Linked DNA regions of Homo sapiens: region 1 is linked to region 2. Evidence: chromatin loops called from intact Hi-C (ENCODE). Cell type or tissue: PC-3. All regions are shown on one strand. Links, peaks and the distances in the headings refer to the core of each region. The heading gives the core; the rest is flanking DNA. Region 1 overlaps LOC105370240 (a long non-coding RNA gene). Region 2 holds the start of LOC105370239 (a long non-coding RNA gene).

Region 1 (9,268 bases), core at 3,372-7,371, 85 kb after region 2:
TATGATTTTTTTTAAAAGCTATTTTTCCTGCTGTTGTATTTGCTCCCTGAAAGTCCAGAGTGAACTGTCTCATTATTGTTATATAAATTATTTCATCAGTGAAGTGTTTGCAAATGAAATGCAGAGCTTTAAGTGACACGAAGTGCAGGATTTGTAGAACATAGCTAGTAAAACATAAAACTTGTAAAAAGGTTTTGTAGGGAATATTGAGTTCATATTCCATTTTACCCAAAGCTCTATTTAGCAAGATTTTCTTTTATTACCTTGCAATTCATCAAGCATGAGTAATTTCCCCATCAATTCTTTTATCCAGTGGCAACATAAACACTCACACTTTCTGAAATAAAGGAGTTGGAGTATTATGGTTGCTCTGTTCAAGCAGCTATCTTTAAAGTTGTGTCAGCATTTCCATTACATACCCAGTTTCTTGAAGTTTATAACTCGCAGTAAAAACTAACCCTTGGGTTGAATCTTTACTTACAGAGGTATTTTTCAGTTCAACTTATGGAGATATAGCTGCAAGACACCCCATTTCTGTTAATAGAAGCCAGGTCATGAATCCCTTCCTGACACATGGAACAGATTTATCCTGTCACTTTTCTACTGGGAGAAAATTATTTTCATCAAAATGGGAGAAGTATTTTGGTTTGATTTCAGTGAAGTTATAAAGTGCAATACCTATCTCGTGAAGGTATGAATTTTCAATAGCTTTTCTATACTTACGGCAAACTCACTTATTTTTTCTCCCAAAAGTGACCTTGGTAAAGTATAAGCTAGTTGGTTCTACTCAGGTAAAGCTAAAACTAAGCTCATATTATTTTTTCTTCAAAATATATTTTCTTTCTTGAGCATGCCACTAAAAGATAGAAACAATTTAAAATATGTTTTACAAAAGAAAGTAAAATAATGAATTTGATGATTATTAGTACACTCCAGTTCTACCTGTGGGATATACATGAGTTACATTTGCATCCTATAGTTATTTGTTGGGATGCAGATGGAAGTCATGTGTATGCTGTAGGTAGCATTTTTTATTTTTTAATATATGACTGTAATAAGTGATAAAAAATTCTGATTTTTCAAAATGTAAAAACATATAAGTCTAGTCACTGCAGAAATCAGAAAATTTTGTGTTATCATTTAAGTAAGCAAAATTACCCAAAGTTGAAAATTTTAACATATAATTTAGTTCCTCTACATTTTTAATGCACACACTTAGGTGTCATTATTCAGTACATAAACCTCTCAAATTCAATAAAAATCAGATAGCACATGTTCTGAAAAAATAAAAGGGAAGTGTTAAAACCAATTAAATCAATGATCCTTGAGCCACAGATAGGCTATAGGTGTAAATTGTAATGGAGCAAAGCTCTATCAGTTCCAACATCTACCATAACACTCATAAAATACAGTATGACTGACAAATAATGCATAATAAAAACATTAACATGACAAATAAAAATGTATAAATTGAAACATGTTTAAATAGTATTTAACAAAAATACATGTGCATGTTAACATTAATTTTAATATTAGATTCAAACTACTTTTTTTGTTTAATTAACATGGCTAAAAACATTAAACTGTCACTAGTTATATTTTTAGTTGTTTTTATCAAAGAATCTGCCCATTGGTGCTTGATATAGTTTGAAGGTGTGTTCCCGCCCAAATCTCACATGGAAATGTAATCTCCAATGTTGGAGGTAGGGCCTGATAGGAGGCGATTGCATCATGAGGATGGATTTCTCATGAATGGTTTACTTTAGCACAATCTTCCTTGGTACTGTCCTCAGGATAGTGAGTTCTCCCGAGATCTGGTCATTTACGAGTGTGTAGCACTTCCTCCCCTTGTTCTCTTGCTCCTGCTCTTGCCATTTGACCTGCAAGCTCCTGCTTCACCATCTACCTTGATTGTAAGCTTCCAGAGGCTTCCACAGAAACAGATGCTGCTATGCTTCCTGTACAGCCTGCAGAACCATGAAGCAATTAAACTTCTTTTTAAGTAATTTCCCCAGTCTCAGGTATTTCTTTAGAGCAATGCAGTATCAGCCTCATACGGTGATTTACAATTTAGACATTTCTTTTAAAAAATTTTGTTCTACTTTAAGTTCCAGGATACATGTGCAGAACATGCAAGTTTGTTACATAGGTATACACGTGCCATGGTGGTTTGCTGCACCTATTGACCTGTCATCTAGGTTCCCTCCCCTTGCCCCCCACACCCCAACAGACCCCAGTGTGCGTTGTTCTCCTCCCTGTGTCCATGTCTTCTCAGTGTTCAACTCCCACTTATGAGTGAGAACATGCAGTGTTTGCTTTTCTGTTCCTGTCTTAGTTTCCTGAGGATGATGGCTTCCAGCTTCATCCATGTCCCTGCAAAGGACATGATCTCATTCCATTTTACAGCTGCATAGTGTTTCATGGTATATATAGGCCACATTTTCTTTATCCAGTCTATCATTGATGGACATTTGGGTTGGTTCCATGTCTTTGCTATTGTAAATATTGCTGCAATATACATGTGTGTGCATGTGTCTTTATGGTAGAATGATTTATATTCCTTTGGGTATATACCAACTAATGAGACTGCTGTGTCAAATTGTACTTCTGGTTCTAGATCCTTGAAGAATCGCCACGCTGTCTTCCACAATGGTTGAACTAATTTACACTCCCACCAACAGTGTAAAAGTGTTTCTATTTCTCCACAGCCTTCCTAGCATCTATTGTTTCTTGACTTTTTAATAATCACCATTCTGACAGGTGTGAGTTGGTATCTCATTGTGGTTTTGATTTGCATTTCTCTAATGATCAGTAACGTTCAGCTTTTTTTTTATGTTTGCTGGCTGCACAAATGTCTTCTTTTGAGAAGTGTCTGTTCATATCCTTCACCCACTTTTTGATGGGATTGTTTGTTTTTTCTTGTAAATTGTTTAAGTTCCTTGCAAATTCTGAATATTAGACTTTTGTCAGAGGGATAGATTGTAAAAATTTTCTCCCATTCTGTAGGTTGCTTGTCCACTCTGATGATAGTTTATCTTGCTGTGCAGAGGCTGTTCAGTTTAATTAGATCCCATTTGTCAATTTTGGCTTTTGTTGCAATTGCTTTCAACGTTTTTGTCATGGAGTCTTTGTCCATGCCTATGACCTGAAAGGTATTCCCTAGGCTTTCTTCTAGGGTTTTTATGGTTTTGGGTTTTACATTCAAGTCTTTAATCCATCTTGAGTTAATTTTTGTATGAGGTGTAAGGAAGGGGTCCAGTTTCAGCTTTCTGCATACGGCTAGCCAGTTTTCCCAGCACCATTTATTGCATAGGAAATTCTTTTCCCAATGCTTGTTTTTGTCAGGTTTGTCAAAGATCAGATGGTTGTAGATATGTGGTATTATTTCTGATATTCTCTTCTGTTCCATTGATCTATGTGTCTGTTTTGGTACCAGTACTATGCTGCTTTGTTTTCTGTAGCCTTGTAGTATAGTTTGAAGTCAGGTAGCATGATGCCTCCAGCTTTGTTCTTTTTGCTTAGGATTGTCTTGATTATACAGCTTCTTCTTTGGTTTCATATGAAATTTAAGGTAGTTTTTTTCTATTTCTGTGAAGAATGTCAATGGTAGTTTGATGGAAATTGCATTGAATCTATAAATTACGTCGGGCAGTATGGCCATTTTTGCAATATTGATTCCTCCTATCCATGAGGATGGAATGTTTTTCCATTTATTGTGTCCTCTCTTAGTTCCTTGAGCAGTTCTCCTTGAAGAGGTCCTTTACATTGCTTGTTAGCTGTATTCCTGGGTATTTTATTCTCTTTGTAGCAATTGTAAATGGGAGTTCATTAATGATCTGGCTCTCTGCTTGTCTAGTGTTGGTACATAGGAATGCTTGTGATTTTTGCACATTGTTTTTGTATCCTGAGACTTTGCTGAAGTTGCTTATCAGCTTAAGGAGTTTGGGGCTAAGATGATCCTCAGCAAATGCAAAAGAGCTGAAATCATAACAAAGAACAGTCTCTCAGGCCACAGTGCGATAAATTAGAACTCAGGATTAAATAACTCACTCAAAACCACACAATTACATGGAAATTGAGCAACCTCCTTCTGAATGACTCCCGGGTAAATAATGAAATTAAGGCAGAAATCAAGAACTTCTTTGAAAACAATGAGAACAAAGAGACAATATACCAGAATCTCTGGGACACAGCTAAAATAGTGTTAAGAGGGACATTTATAGCACTAAATGCCCACATCGCAAAGCTAGAAATATCTCAGATCAACACTCTAACATCACAATTAAAATAACTAGAGAAGCAAAAGCAAACTAATCTGAAAGCTAACAGAAGAAATAACTAAGATCAGAGCAGAACTGAAGGAGATAGAGACACGAAAAAGCCTCCAAAAAATCAATGAACCCAGGAGCTGTTTTTTGAAAAACAATTAACAAAATAGATAGACCATCAGCTAGCCTAATAAAGAAGAAAAGAGAGAAGAATCAAACTGACACAATAACAAATAATAAAGGGGTTATCACACCGACCCCACAGAAATATAAACTACCATCAGAGAGTACTATAAGCACCTCTATGCAAATAAACTAGAAAATCTAGAAGAAATGGATAAATTCCTGGACACATACATCCTCTCAAGACTAAACCAGGAAGAAGTCCGCTCCCTGAATAGACTAATAGCAAGTTCTGAAATTGAAGCAGTAATTAATAGCCTACCAACCATAAAAAACCCAGAACCAGATGGATTCACAGCCAAATTCTACCAGAGGTACAAAGAGGAGCTGGTACCATTCCTTCTGAAACTATTTCAAACAATTGAAAAGGACGGACTTCTCCCTAACTCATTTTATGAGGTTAACATCATCCTGATACCAAAACTTGACAGAGACACAACAAAAAAAGAAAATTTCAGGCCAATATCCCTGACGAACATCTATGTGAACATCCTCGGTAAAATACTGGCAAACCGAATCCAGCAGCACATCAAAAAACCTATCCACCATGATCAAGGCAGCTTCATCCCTGGGATGCAACGCTGGTTCAACATATGCAAATCAATAAATATAATTTGAACATTTCAAATGCAGAGTATATTTGAGAGTTTTACTTTGAAATAGTCTTAACTATTTTAATTTCTATATGCAAACTACATACATATGTAATTTAAATAAAATAATAAAGTTTAATAAGAATTATTTAAACTTGGTTTTGATTCACTCATTTATCAATATATGAGACAAAATATAACAAAAGGAGAGGTTCACTTAGATTAAGATATATCTTTTAAAATTTGAAATAAACAGAGCTTACTCAGAAGTGAAAACATTCCTGTAACACATATTTCTTAAGCCAATTAAAAATTTCATAATCCTGGGAAAAAATAATGACTTGTAAATGACAATGCATAGCACATACCTCTATACTCAAACAAGTTTGCATATGCTATAGAAAAAAAAAGACATAATGCTATCAGAAGAATATATATTGAGACATAAAAAATAAAGAGCAGAACATTGCAAATTGTTTCGCAAATTTCATATTAATGCTTGTTCCACCTTCTCACCATATTTTTGTTTGGTTTTTTGGTTTTAGGAAAGTTTGTGTTGTAAATAATAGCTTCAAAAATTCTATGATAATTAAGGAAAATTTTAAATATCCAAGGTCACTAAAAGTCAGAGAAGACTATAAGCATGTGTATTTGAGCCACATGGTTCCAGATTGTCAAACTAAATAAGGACCAGATTTTAGAGCTACTTACTTGGAATAGGCAGATTAAATTACAGGATTGGAAAAAATTTAGAAAATATTATTTACTTTTGTCTTGCTCAGAGTAAATATTATGCTCAAAGGTAAATATGCTGAGTAACTCTCAGGGTGAGTTTAGCTATCAGATATGTCCTCTTATTTGAAATTTCTTCAAAATGGTTTGTCACAATTTGTTTAATGTCCTTAGGGCTCTAAAAATTTTGCTTTAATGTATTCAAGATAATTTTTAATATTAGCATTCGAGTAGTTTGTAAAGTGTCAAATTGCATAGGCTAACATCAATACTCAGAATTCCCTTCTCTGTATGTTTTTAAATAATTGTTATTATTTAATTTTGATAGGGTTTGGGGGAACAGGTGGTATTTGGTTACACGGATAGGTTCTTTAGTGGTGATTTCTGAGATTTCAGTGCACCCATCACCTGAGCAGTGTACAGTGTACCCAATGTGTAATCTTTTTTTCTTTTTTTTCCGAGACGGAGTCTCACTCTGTCGCCCAGGTTGGAGTGCAGTGGCATGATCTCAGCTCACTGCAACCTCCGCCTCCCGGGTTCAAGCAATTCTCCTGTCTCAGCCTCCCGAGTAGCTGGGATTACAGGCATGCACCACCACGCCCAGCTAATTTTTGTTTTTTTTTTTTTTCAGTAGAGACAGAGTTTCACCATGTTGGCCAGGCTGGTCTCGAACTCCTGACCTCATGATCCACCTGCCTCAGCCTCCCAAAGTGCTGGGATTACAGGCATGAGCCACCGTGCCTGGTCCCCAATATGTAGTCTTCTTTCCTCACCCACCTCCCACCCTTTCCTCCAGTCCCCAAAGTCCATTGTGTCATTCTATGCCTTTGCATCCTTGTAACTTAGCTCCCACTTATGAGTGAAAACATACAAGAATGGCCATAATCAAAACATCAGAAACATACAGAGAAGGGAATTCTCAGTAATGATGTCAGCCTATCCAATTTGACACATTACAAACCACTCCAATGATCATATTAAAAGTTATCTTGAACTTATTAAAGCAAAATTTGGAGGTGCCACAGAAATGTTTTGTATAAGATTTGAAGTGAAAGTGAAGCATCAGCCATGATGTTTGCACACTTGGAAGGTCAGTACATGGTCACCAAGTGCTATTACAGAACATACGTGTTGTGACACATCTCCAGGCTCACCTCCATTTCACAGCAGAGTCTGCAACTGCTCCACTACATTTTTGGAAACTCCTTAAGCTTCTGTGACTTTGGGGTCAGGTCATGTGTATAGCTCTGTGATGATGCATTCCTGTTTCTCCAACAAAGAGCACCAACACCTACCATCATAAAAATTGGAATCCGAGAGACATTGACATGGGTGCAAATCCATCCTTGAGAGATTATGTTCTCTCCACCCCTTTATATTGTCTTTTCTTCACAACTGCCTGCTCTGCAGACTTTAAGTCCTAGCATCAGACACGAAGAGATGCTACAAAAAATAGTAAATAATAGTAAATAAGTATGTTTGTGTTGGGGAGTGTTCCTGATCTGAATTCTGATTGATACAATATTAAATAGCAATTACAAGATACTATTCAAGAGACTTTCAGTAAAAGCCTTTTATAACTTGCTCTTGTGTTGAATTAAATGATAAAATTTATTCTTAAAGTAGTGAGTTTTCAAGATTTCACATACTAATAAATGAGTTTAGCAATGTGGCAGGATATAAGATTTTTTATGAAAGTATAATTAACAAATAAAAATTAAAATTATATATATAAAACATGGTATTTTGATATATGTATACATTGTAAAATAGTTAAATCAAGCTAATTAGCATGTCTATCACCTCACATACTTATCAGTTTTTGTGGTGAGAACATTTAAAACCAGAACTCTCTTAATAATTTTCAAGTATAAAGTACATTATCTCATAGTCACTATGATATACAATAAATCTCCTGAATTAGTCCTCTTTTCTAACTGTAACTTTATATCCTTTGACCAACATTTTTCCATTCCCCTCACCTCTAGCCCCTGGCAAACCAACCTATGCTGTTTCTATGAGCTCAACTTTTTTAGATTCCAGTTACAAGTGATCATGCAATATTTGTCTTTCTGCGACTGGCTTATCTCACTTAGCATAATATCCCCCAGCTTCATCCATGTTGTCCCAAATGACAGGATTTCCTTCTTTTTAAAGGCTGAATAGTATTTCATTGTGTGTGTGTGTGTGTGTGTGCGTGTGTGTGTGCATGTGTGTAATTTTTTTTATTCATTCATCTATCAATGAGCACTTTGGTTGATTCTGTACCTTGGCTATTGAGAATAGTGCTGCAGTGAACATAAGATTGCTAATATCTCTTAAAAATACTGATTTTAATTCCTTTGCATATATGTTTAATAGCAGGATTGCTGCATCATATGGTAGTTCTATTTTTAATTTTTTTTAGTAACTCTCATACTATTTTCCTTAGTGGTTCTCACCAACATTATGCAATGGTTCTTGTTTCTCCATCACAGAATATAAGATTGATACAAAAAAATCAATTCTACTTCTATACAGTAACAGTGAACACTCTGAAATAAAATTTTAAAATATTCTACTAATAATAACAGCAAAAATCATATACTATCCAAGAATAAATTTAAGAAAAAAATGCAAAACTTATTCCCTGGAATCTACAAAACATTGTTGAAAAAGAAAAGAAGACCTGAAAAAATAGAAAGATAATCATTAAAAATTGAGTGTTTAAAATATAACCAAATTTGTCATTGATATTGCCACCTCTACCTCCACATTCACCTCTATTGTGCACTGTAGATTTTTCTATAATTAGAATTATCTATAGACTAATGTCTATCTCAGTCTTCCCCTTCCTGCCTTTTCTATTCTTTTCTTTTTACACATTGTTATTCAAGGGAATATTAAATTATCTTATTTTTCTTAACCAAGTTCTGAATCAATTTAGAATACTAAAGGACAAAACACATGGAAGCCTGTGTTATCTGACATATATTAGAAAAGATGGCATTTGTAGGCAATTGGAATCAAAATACTGATATTCAAGATTAAAAAACTCAATTTACACCAGCAGTCCTGGAAAGCTTAAGCTCTAGGCTCATGACACAATCAAAGATAATCAAGGAAATAAGTTTTTCAGGAATGTCGGTATCCAAGACAAAGGGTAGAGGAAGAGTAAAGGGCATAGCATGCAATTCCTTTCTCTCCTAAACTCATCCTGTTTATTTCCCTGGGACAGAGTATGTGAGGAAGTGGAGAGAGAGTCTAGAAGTTTCACACTGATAGCTGTTCCTCTGCATTGAAGAACATATTAGGATAAAAAAAAAAAAACTAAAACAGAACAAAACAAAAAAAAACCCACTGTCCCTTGAATAAAATTCTTCCATTATAAAAGACTTCAATTACTAGCATCCATTTTCCCACAATTATAAGTATTGAACTAAAACTCAAAATTGACAGTAAAGTTTCTGTTTGTTCAGTCTTTAAAATGAAACGGCCCAATGTAACACCGAC
Region 2 (9,268 bases), core at 2,339-6,338:
TCTTTTTGGCTCACCCCTTCAGAGTGGAGCTTTCATCATGCTGAACTGAGCGGGGAAAAGATTGTTCATGGTTCAAGTCCACACATTCTTGTTTTTCTTATAAAGATTTAGTACATTTTCTTGAACAAGTGTTTATTATCTTTTGTATGCACTTAGAACAATTTCTGGAAACTGTATTTTTATTTTTTAAAATTTGTTATGGTTATTTACTGGGGACAGAGCTTTTCATCCACCATTCTGGAACTATTTTTCCTCCCTTGCTATACTTTACAAATTACTAGACTACTCTTAATGACAGCTATTTAGTTTGCAATTTGGAAAATAGCACACTAGCAGATTGAAGATAACCCTTTTAATGTCTGTGGACGGTAGAAATGAATTTCTGCTGTTGGTCAAAGTATCTAGGTCAGTTATGAAGAGCTTCAGAGTCAGGGACTGCTGATACCAAGTGTAATCAAATTGCTGATTGAGCTCAGATAACCATCACTGGTGTCCAGATCAACCATCCTATAACATTCATTCATTGTAACACATCCACTCTCATAGGCTAACTACCAATAATAAGACTACATGTTTGTAATACAAAGGCTACTGCTGCATGTCCGACTTTAATCAAATGCCATTTTTTCTTCACATAAAGAGAAAAGCACATTGTGCAGGTCTTTGCCTCTACGTGCTCTTGGTAAATTGACTTTCAATTGACATCCTCATGGGGCTATCAGTGTTACTTCAAAACTGTTGACAAATTTTTAGGTTAGAATTGTACTTCTCTAGTCTTATCAGTTAACTCCAACCACATAATTGTCTTCTTTGAAACTAATATGTCATATTTTCAAAGTTCCAGAAAGTTTATAGTCTTTTATATCTATTTATATAATCTGTTTTTTATATATATGTTTGTAGTCTGATATATATAATCTGTTTTATATATGTTATTTTTATAGTCTGATATATACATGTTATGTTATGTCTGATATACATAGATATGTCTGATATATATAGGTTATATACATGAGACATATATAACATACATATATATAACATAATGTAACCTGCATATCAGACATATATATGTATATATAACATATATATGCTATAAGGACACATTTCTATATATATGTCACTCAAAAATGGGCTTGTAGTCGAGGTATGTTGATAGGCATCCACAATGCCTACTGTAAAAAGTGAAGTAGAGGTTCCTCTTCAAAGAGACTTTCCTCCCCACCTAATTAAGAACAAATAGTAACTTCTCTTAAAAGCAAAATGTATTGAAAGACCTGTGCTAACACTCTTAAATATCTGCTAGCCGTAATAAAGACATCAATATACTTTGTGTTCTTAGCTCCCACAATTTAGCCTAAATATTTGCCCTGGCATGCTTATACTGGTTCAAGCAAGCATTAGGTCATAGCCTCTTCCTCTTCCTTATTGGGAGGTGTTTTTACCTTTCTCAGCATTCCAGAAGTTACTTCCTCCTTCCTTTGTTCTCCTCGGTCTTTGTCTCTTTTGAAAAGTTCTAAGTTGCTAGCCAATCAGGACAAATACAGAATGTGAGGTCCCGTTTCAGCCAATGGAAACTGGACACAGCAGTGGGGTGGACACGTCAGGTTATGAACAACCCTGTCTCCTTTGTTCAGTGTACTCTCATGGCAAAACTGCTGGCAAGTGTACCCTTTCTGCAGAAAGTAAAAATGGTCTTGATGAGAAAATTAAATTTATGTTCAGGTGCTATTTCTTTGTGGCACCGGGGAACAAGCATTTGTAACACTACCATCATTCTATTTTTTTGGACCTACACAAATGTCAATTAAAAAAAAATTTCTAACCCTGTCTCTCTTACTTCCTCCAGGGCCAAACATCTTAATAAGCCAATTTGCTGTATGTATATAGTTGACACAAGCAAAAAATCTTCTTCTCTTAACCACTTCCTGAAAAACAATTTTTTTAAACTATGGAGTTTTCTTAAAATATTTTTGAATGTTCAGGATTTAATCTTTATCGTTCCTAGACATACTATTTTTTCTCACATAGCACCACACCCAGAGCATCAGGTTGGTGCAGCTTGAAAGTGACAGCCCAGTGAAAATGGGATCTAAGATGTTTAATTTAATTTTGTTTAAAGCATCTGCATTCACTAGTTTGACTGACATGATTTCAGTTATGAAAAATAATGATTGAGTACTTGGTTGTATACTGTGTTTACTAAGTCGACCAAATCTGGCTCAAGAGGAAAATGGTTGTGGAAATAATGGATTTCTGTAAGTTTTATTATACAACTGTGCTTGTACTTCTTGCACCCAATCCCTCTAAATGACAAGTCCAGGTGTGATTATGTGATATTTAGTGAAAAAATTAAGTTATAGTTACTTGAATAGAACACATCATTTCTGTCATAGTGGAAAAACAGCAACAACCTTAGGCACTTGTGAAGGAAACTCTTCAGACCTTGAGAAACACAGGAGAAAGAGGGACATTAATGATCTTGTCTTCCAGACCTGCCCCTTAATCTTTTCTCTCAAAGAGAATGAATCCGATGTGCTCCTTTAAATATTATAAACACCTTAATTTGGCTGGGCGCAGTGGCTCAGGCCTGTAATCCCAGCACTTTGGGAGGCTGAGGCGTGTGGATCACGAGGTCAGGAGTTCAAGACCAACCTGGCCAATATAGTGAAACCCCATCTCTACTAAAAATACAAAAATTAGCCAGGTGTGGTGGCACACACCTCTAGTCCCAGCTACTCAGGAGGCTGAGGCAGGAGAATCACTTGGACCTGGGAGACGGAGGTTGCAGTGAGCTGAGACCATGCCATTGCACTCCAGCCTGGGCAACAGAGCAAGACTCCATCTCAAAAAAAAAAAATTAGAAAACAAACCTTAATTTAACCTGACTTTTAGGTCTGCATCACCCTGCCAAATGATTCTGATCATAATTTGATCAACATATCCATCAATATTACCAAGAAGTCTTCTGGAAACATCAGGAGGAGGACCCTGATACTGTCCCTCCCAGACAAACACATAGCAGCAATTATGGATGACTTTTGCACATGCAATTCCATAGCCATTTCTCAATTGTTCTGTGTAGCAGATGAATGCAACCTGGGTGATGGAGTAGACAGAAAGGACAGTCTTGGATACGTGTCTTCTAATTGAACTATGTTGATATTCAATACTTTAAACTGAACTAGGAATTTAAAGACCAGCTAGCTATCTGGAAAATCACATTGGAATCATTGACTGATATAGGTCTCATCTGGGAAGACTCAATTGTTATGCTCAACGTAATGTTTCCAAGGTCACCATATGTGACCTAGGACTGAACATCTTATGTAAAAATAAAGCAATTTGCTTGCCTCTTTCCTGGAAACATAACCTTAAACCAAAGAGGTTGCTATAGGAGTTTAAAGAAGCACAAGCAGTAGATCATGTAGCCCTCAGATGACTACATATTCCTCCCCCAAATGAGGCTTCTAATGGTCTTTGTGGGAGGTTTCTTGTAGGATAAGTGACTGATTACTTATGCTTACCATTTGGGAAATTATCTCTACAATGGGAGTCATCAAATTAGAAAAGACAGTAGAAAGATTCTTTCTGACGTTAGCTGAAGTGATCAGTAACACCTCTTCAGTCCCCAAAGTGATTTAGATCAGTCTCAACTCTCTGGCCAGGGTTGTTATGAATTATGTAATTTCTCTACTTTTTGTTCTCACAAACCAAGTTGAAGTCTGTGAAATAGTTTATGGGAATTTTTTTTTTCTTGGATCCGGCTAGATGTGGAACTCAGTGGGTGAGGCATTGCTGAGGTCAGTATTGTAGGTTGGTTTCATCTTCCTGTATGGAAACCTATTGAAAGCAGTGTTAGTTGAATGCTGTATGGCACAAATTAAATAGATATGGTCCCAGCCTTTCTAAGTTAGATTAATTAGAGTAGATGGTAGAGTGGTATACTCATGTAAAAGATGCATAAGCCAAAAAGTTATTAAATCAAGGTAGGAATCTCTTTGGATTTCTTGTGTTTGTATAGCTTTCAAGCAAGTAACTTGATATCCTTAGCAGTGGACAATCTTTTTATGAATGTTTTTACAGCATACATTCTTACAAGATTAGTGTCTCTCTCTAGAACCAAGTCCAGTCATGCTGACTATATAGTATTGTAAAGATAATATATTCTTCCTGAAAAGAGGGGCAGTCATGCTCATTGCCCAGTACAGGACATTCGGAGTTCCTTTCTTTTAAGCTAACTTACTGCAAGTGCAGTACATGTGGGCCCATATTGTGTTGTTTCCTCGGGACTTGGGATCTAGGGAAGGCAACACAGATGCTAATGCTCATGAAGCTGACTGATCTGTGACTTATAACATTTTTAATCCTTGATTCATAAGTCTCGTGTCTTACAAACATCATGCAAAAGATTGTGGTAGGCAAAGTTTTAGGATGCAAGTGGCATAAAATGGTGGACCATAAATATTTTTTGGCATAGATGTAACACCTTTTAATCATATCTTTTGGATTATGTTAAGTGAAGAGTAGGTATAGACACAATTCTAAAAGGAAACATTTTAATGAAAATAATAATATAGCTAAGTTTATATTTTTTCTCATTTTAAGACAATTTTAATTTTATTAAAAACAGAAGACCATGAATTTTCTTTGTTTAAAGAAACTCCTTTGAATTATTTACAGAATAAAAAAACTTTGCTTTGAGACTTTAATATCATATATAAGGCATTATACATTCTGTAAATAGCATGAGTAAGAAATACAGACCTTAGAATGGTTAGACTGTCCATTCTTGAGTGCTTTAATCGGAATATATGTAAATATTTATTTGAACTATATTATATGAAATATAATATTTCCCCATAGTTTTTGTCACATATTTTGTAATAATATTTTATTTAATATGGTTTAGCATAATACAATGTCCACACTTGAATATGAAATTAATACAAATCAAAGTTGCAAATGTGGTGACATTCAACGTTTCTTCATTTTAGGAAATAAATGCTAAAATCTCTTAGTTGCAAGATAAGCATGTTTCCCCCCTATTTTGTGTTCTTACAGGTCATTTGACTGAAGGCCACCAAAACAGTTGTCTCAAGTGTGAAAAGAGGTATTTACAAAGACTTGAAACATTCTTTCATATTCCCCAATGATAATATTTCAGGCAAGTAGTCACTAATGCTATAGTATTATAAAGCTAAGAGAAATACATCTTAAAATAAATGATTAAGTTTATACAGTTCCAGAGCTGAGCAAACAATTTTTCTTTGTTTTCCAAATATTTGAGTATTGTGGTAAAATAGCTATTATGCCCTCTCCTATAGCTAGTCTTTTATCTTTAGACAAAATTTATTTTTAATATTGAATAAGCAACACTTAATTGGAGTTTGCATCTGATTGTTGCCTAATAAAACATAACAAATCATATAATAATTCCAGTTTGAGCATTTTATTTATCAGCACTTGCTAGACAGATTAACTGTAACTTAGCAGGTGTGAACCTGAAAAAGCAGCCCTGTTTTGGAAGATTCAAAGAAATATATATGATTATGCACAAAGTTCTTACAATATAGGCATGTCAATAAAACTATTATTTTCATATCAAATGAGTGCTGGAAAATTTTAGTTAAATTTTTGTTAGAGATCCTTGAATAAACAAGTGGCTTATTTTAGAGATAATTAGATTTGTTCTTAATATTTTAAAAATACTGTTTGAGATTAATTCTTCTTTTTTCATTATTTCATTTTAGATCACTATATTTTGTACAAATGAAGAAACTGAGTTAAAGAAAGATTAAATGTCCTGAACGATACCAATAACTAATGACTGATGGGGTGGTAAGCCTAGAATTGTATCTTAATTGGTGACACTCAAGACCCTCATGGTAAAACACTTTTTATATGCCTCTCATGGACTCAAATATAAAGGAAGAAGTCACCATACCAAAAATCCATAAACCCAATCACCACTCTCCCAGTAGAAATCTCTATTTAGTAGTAATATATTTTTTCTTTTGACATTGAAAAAGTATCACTTGAAGTGCTTTTAAAAGATATTTCTTTTTCAAGTTAAAATAAAAAGTTATAGAGCACTAAGAAAGAAGTCACATATTTGCAGTTGATATAATTTAGGAAATATTTCACCAAATTTCTAATGAATTTTACCTTGTTTACTTACAGAAATTCAAATTCCACATACCAAAATATTTAAATAGAAATCAATAATTTTAAATATAAAGGAAATATAGACATGACTAGCCTACATATAAGCTCATAATACTGTCATGTGCCAGGCTACATGAACAGTGTACACATAGTACTGTTACACATAAGCACATAATACATAAACACATGATACTGCTAAAAGAGGGACAGTCACTTTGATCATTTTAAGTGAAAATTTAAAATAATTTATATTGAATTATAATTGTCAATTGTCATCTAGAGTAACTATATTTAAAAATATAGTTTAAGTTATTACCCTAAATAAAACTCTAGGTTATTGAAGATGGTCTTAAAATAAATTTAGTATAGTACTATCATTTTTATGAACATGATTTTGGTAGATTTTCTGCATAATTCTGTAATATTTCTTTATTAATTAAAGGTGTAATATGGGCATAAATTATGCTATGTAATTACTGCTTGACTCTCTAGGGCAATTCAATAGATTTCACAAGAAAGATTTGTACTATTCAAAGGGAATAGACTGATTTTTTTTGAAGAGTTTCAATACCAAAGAATACGCCACATGTCTTTAAAAGTCACACAAGTGTGTATACCTAAGGATGTAAGGGGAGATAGTGTTTTCCATTCTATTTAATTTTTCAAGCAAAAATGGTACTAACAATAGTCTATATGTTAATTTAATCTTTTAAAAATTGGCTTTGAAAAGACTAAAAAATAAACTAGACATACCCTATACTTTGTAAAACATATACAAATTTTGAGGCATATCATAAAATTCATTAATGTCATGTGTACAATTCAATACTTATCATAAAAGTCTTTTAAAACATTTTGTAACCTCAATAATCTTGTCCATTAACTGTTAATTCTCATTCTCTCACCTCTTCCCTATTTCTTGCACCAGGCAACCAGTATCTGCACTTCCTTGTCTAACTTGTTACTTTGAGATTTTAGACTTACAGAAAAATTATCAAAATTCAGAGATTAACATTGGTATGGTGTATTAGTCTGTTCTCATGCTGCTATAAGGACATACCTGGGTAATTTATAAAGGAAAGAGGTTTAATTGCCTCACAGTTTGGCATGGCTAGGTATGCCTCAGAAAACTTACAAGCATGGTGGAAGGGGAAGCAAACACATCCTTCTTCACAAGGCAGCAGGAAGGAGAAGATTGTGGGCAAAAGAGTTAGCGGTGGGGGGAAAACCCCTTATAAAACCATCAAATCTCAGGAGAACTCATTCACTATCATGAAAATAGTATGAGGGTAACCACCCCCATGATTCAATTACCTCCTACTGGGACCCTCCCACAACACCTGGGGATTATGGGAACTACAATTCAAGCTGAGATTTGGGAGGAGACACAGCCAAACCTTATCATATGGTATGATGAACTGAACAGCAGAATTTATTTGGATTTCACCATTAATATTCATTTTCTGATTTGGAATCTAATCTAGGATTGTTTTATTTCTCATCTTCCTGTGATAAGTAGAATTAAGCTCGTCCTCTCTTCTTCCCCAAGATGTTGTTCTTTAATCCCCAATACCTGTGAATATTTTACTTGACATGGTAATAGACTTTGCAGATGTGATTAAAGGTATAGGTGCTGAGTTAGGCAAATTATTCTTTATTTTCCAGGTGGGTTCTTTCTTATTGCATGAATCCTTAAAAACAGAAAATTGTTCCTGGGCGTAGTCACAGATCGATGTGAAGATAGAAGACAGGTGAGAGAGTTGTGAAGTTGTTTGCATGAAAGATAAGGAAAATGGGTCAAACCAAAAAAGGTTAGTCATCCACTGGAAGCTAGAACAGCCAAGGAACTATATTTTATCCCAGAACCTATATAAAGAAACACAGCCCCGCTAACACCTTCTTTTAGCCCATGAGAACCATGTCAAACTTCTGACGTACAGAAGAGTAAGACATTAAACTTGCGTTAAGCTACTAAATTTGTGGTTTTTTTTTTTTTTTTTTTTTTTTTACAGCAGCTTAGGGAATCTAATAGTTTTCTCCAATCTGTGACAAAATTCAGTGTTCCATTACATTTTATGATCTTGATATTTTTTAGCAGTCAGGTCATTTATGTATAGAATGTTTCTTAAGTTTTGTTTCTCTGACTTTTTAATGATCAGATTGGAAAGGACACCACAAAACTGGTTTGCCCTTCTCCGTGCATAAATCAGGGAGTTACATGGTGTTAACCCAGGCATTGTTTATGGTATTGACCTTGAGCAATTAGTTAAAACAGTATCTGCTAAAATTATACACTGTACATTTACTAGTTTTCTTTTATAATATAGTTTATAATTCTCATTTTGGAATTCCATTGGTGATTTTCTATCCCTCATACTTTCTACAATTTTAATTGGGTCTCTTCTCTAAAGAGTTGTGTCTTTCTTTCTTCCACTCTTTCTTTCATCAGCAGGGAATCATGAGTGCTTATTTTATTCTTTAGGTTATAATTCAATGTTATCATTATTGATTTTGTTTGTCAAGGTATTGTAAGTTTGCTGTGGGGAAAATTTTCAGGTTAGTTCCCTATGCACTTTTGACATTCCCCTGTTTTCTTTTCTTTCTCCAGCACCAGAATCAATGAACTCTGCAAAGATCCTGGACTCCTTCTCCTGCTGCATAATAAAGGTCTGGGCACTGGGTCTGCTTCTTGCTCCTGGGGTATTACTGATGGATTTTGAACTATAGAAGGGAAAAATGTTCTTCAGTGATTTTTAATATTAATGCTCAGAGTGACTATTGGGTTAGAGAAGCAATTTACACAGGAGTTTAGTTTAGAGAAGCAATTTACACATTAATTTCTGTTGTCTTGAGTCATTTATTTTTTATTTCTATTACTCTGAAATTTTAATCAGAAACCACAGTTTTTATTGTGCTTATTATCATTGTGTAAAATGAGCACAATGCTATAGTAGGGATATTCAAGAAAACAATCATTGTTGCAGAGCATTATTGATGATTATGTTTTGGAGCAAGATAAAATTAAGCATGAAAAATATTATTGTAAAAGAAAAATATAATTAAATATCAAAGATTATCTCAAATAACTATGATAATAATG

The links. Peaks named below come from ENCODE experiments on the same cell type or tissue, not always from the same donor. Only the 100,000 strongest peaks of a DNase experiment are listed, where the experiment ranks them.
Region 1: a loop joins it to region 2, with 2.1 times the contacts of the local background. A loop is called at or near these places in 1 of 110 quality-filtered maps.

What each region holds. Positions count from the first base shown.
Region 1 is chr13:64,769,266-64,778,533 of GRCh38, forward strand. All of the region lies in intron 1 of LOC105370240 (a long non-coding RNA gene), which reads left to right. Among named protein-coding and RNA genes, the nearest start is that of LINC00355, 700 kb to the left of the region's middle. In PC-3, for the core only: no CTCF peak of the experiment used is centred there; no DNase peak of the experiment used is centred there.
Region 2 is chr13:64,685,273-64,694,540 of GRCh38, forward strand. LOC105370239 (a long non-coding RNA gene) reads left to right here and starts at 5,762. Exons shown (of 6, transcript XR_942029.1): 1 at 5,762-5,841; 2 at 7,834-7,919; 3 at 8,777-8,835. RefSeq lists an enhancer at 1-105. In PC-3, for the core only: no CTCF peak of the experiment used is centred there; a DNase peak (open chromatin) is centred at 4,129; H3K4me3 peaks cover 404 bases; H3K27ac peaks cover 1,546 bases.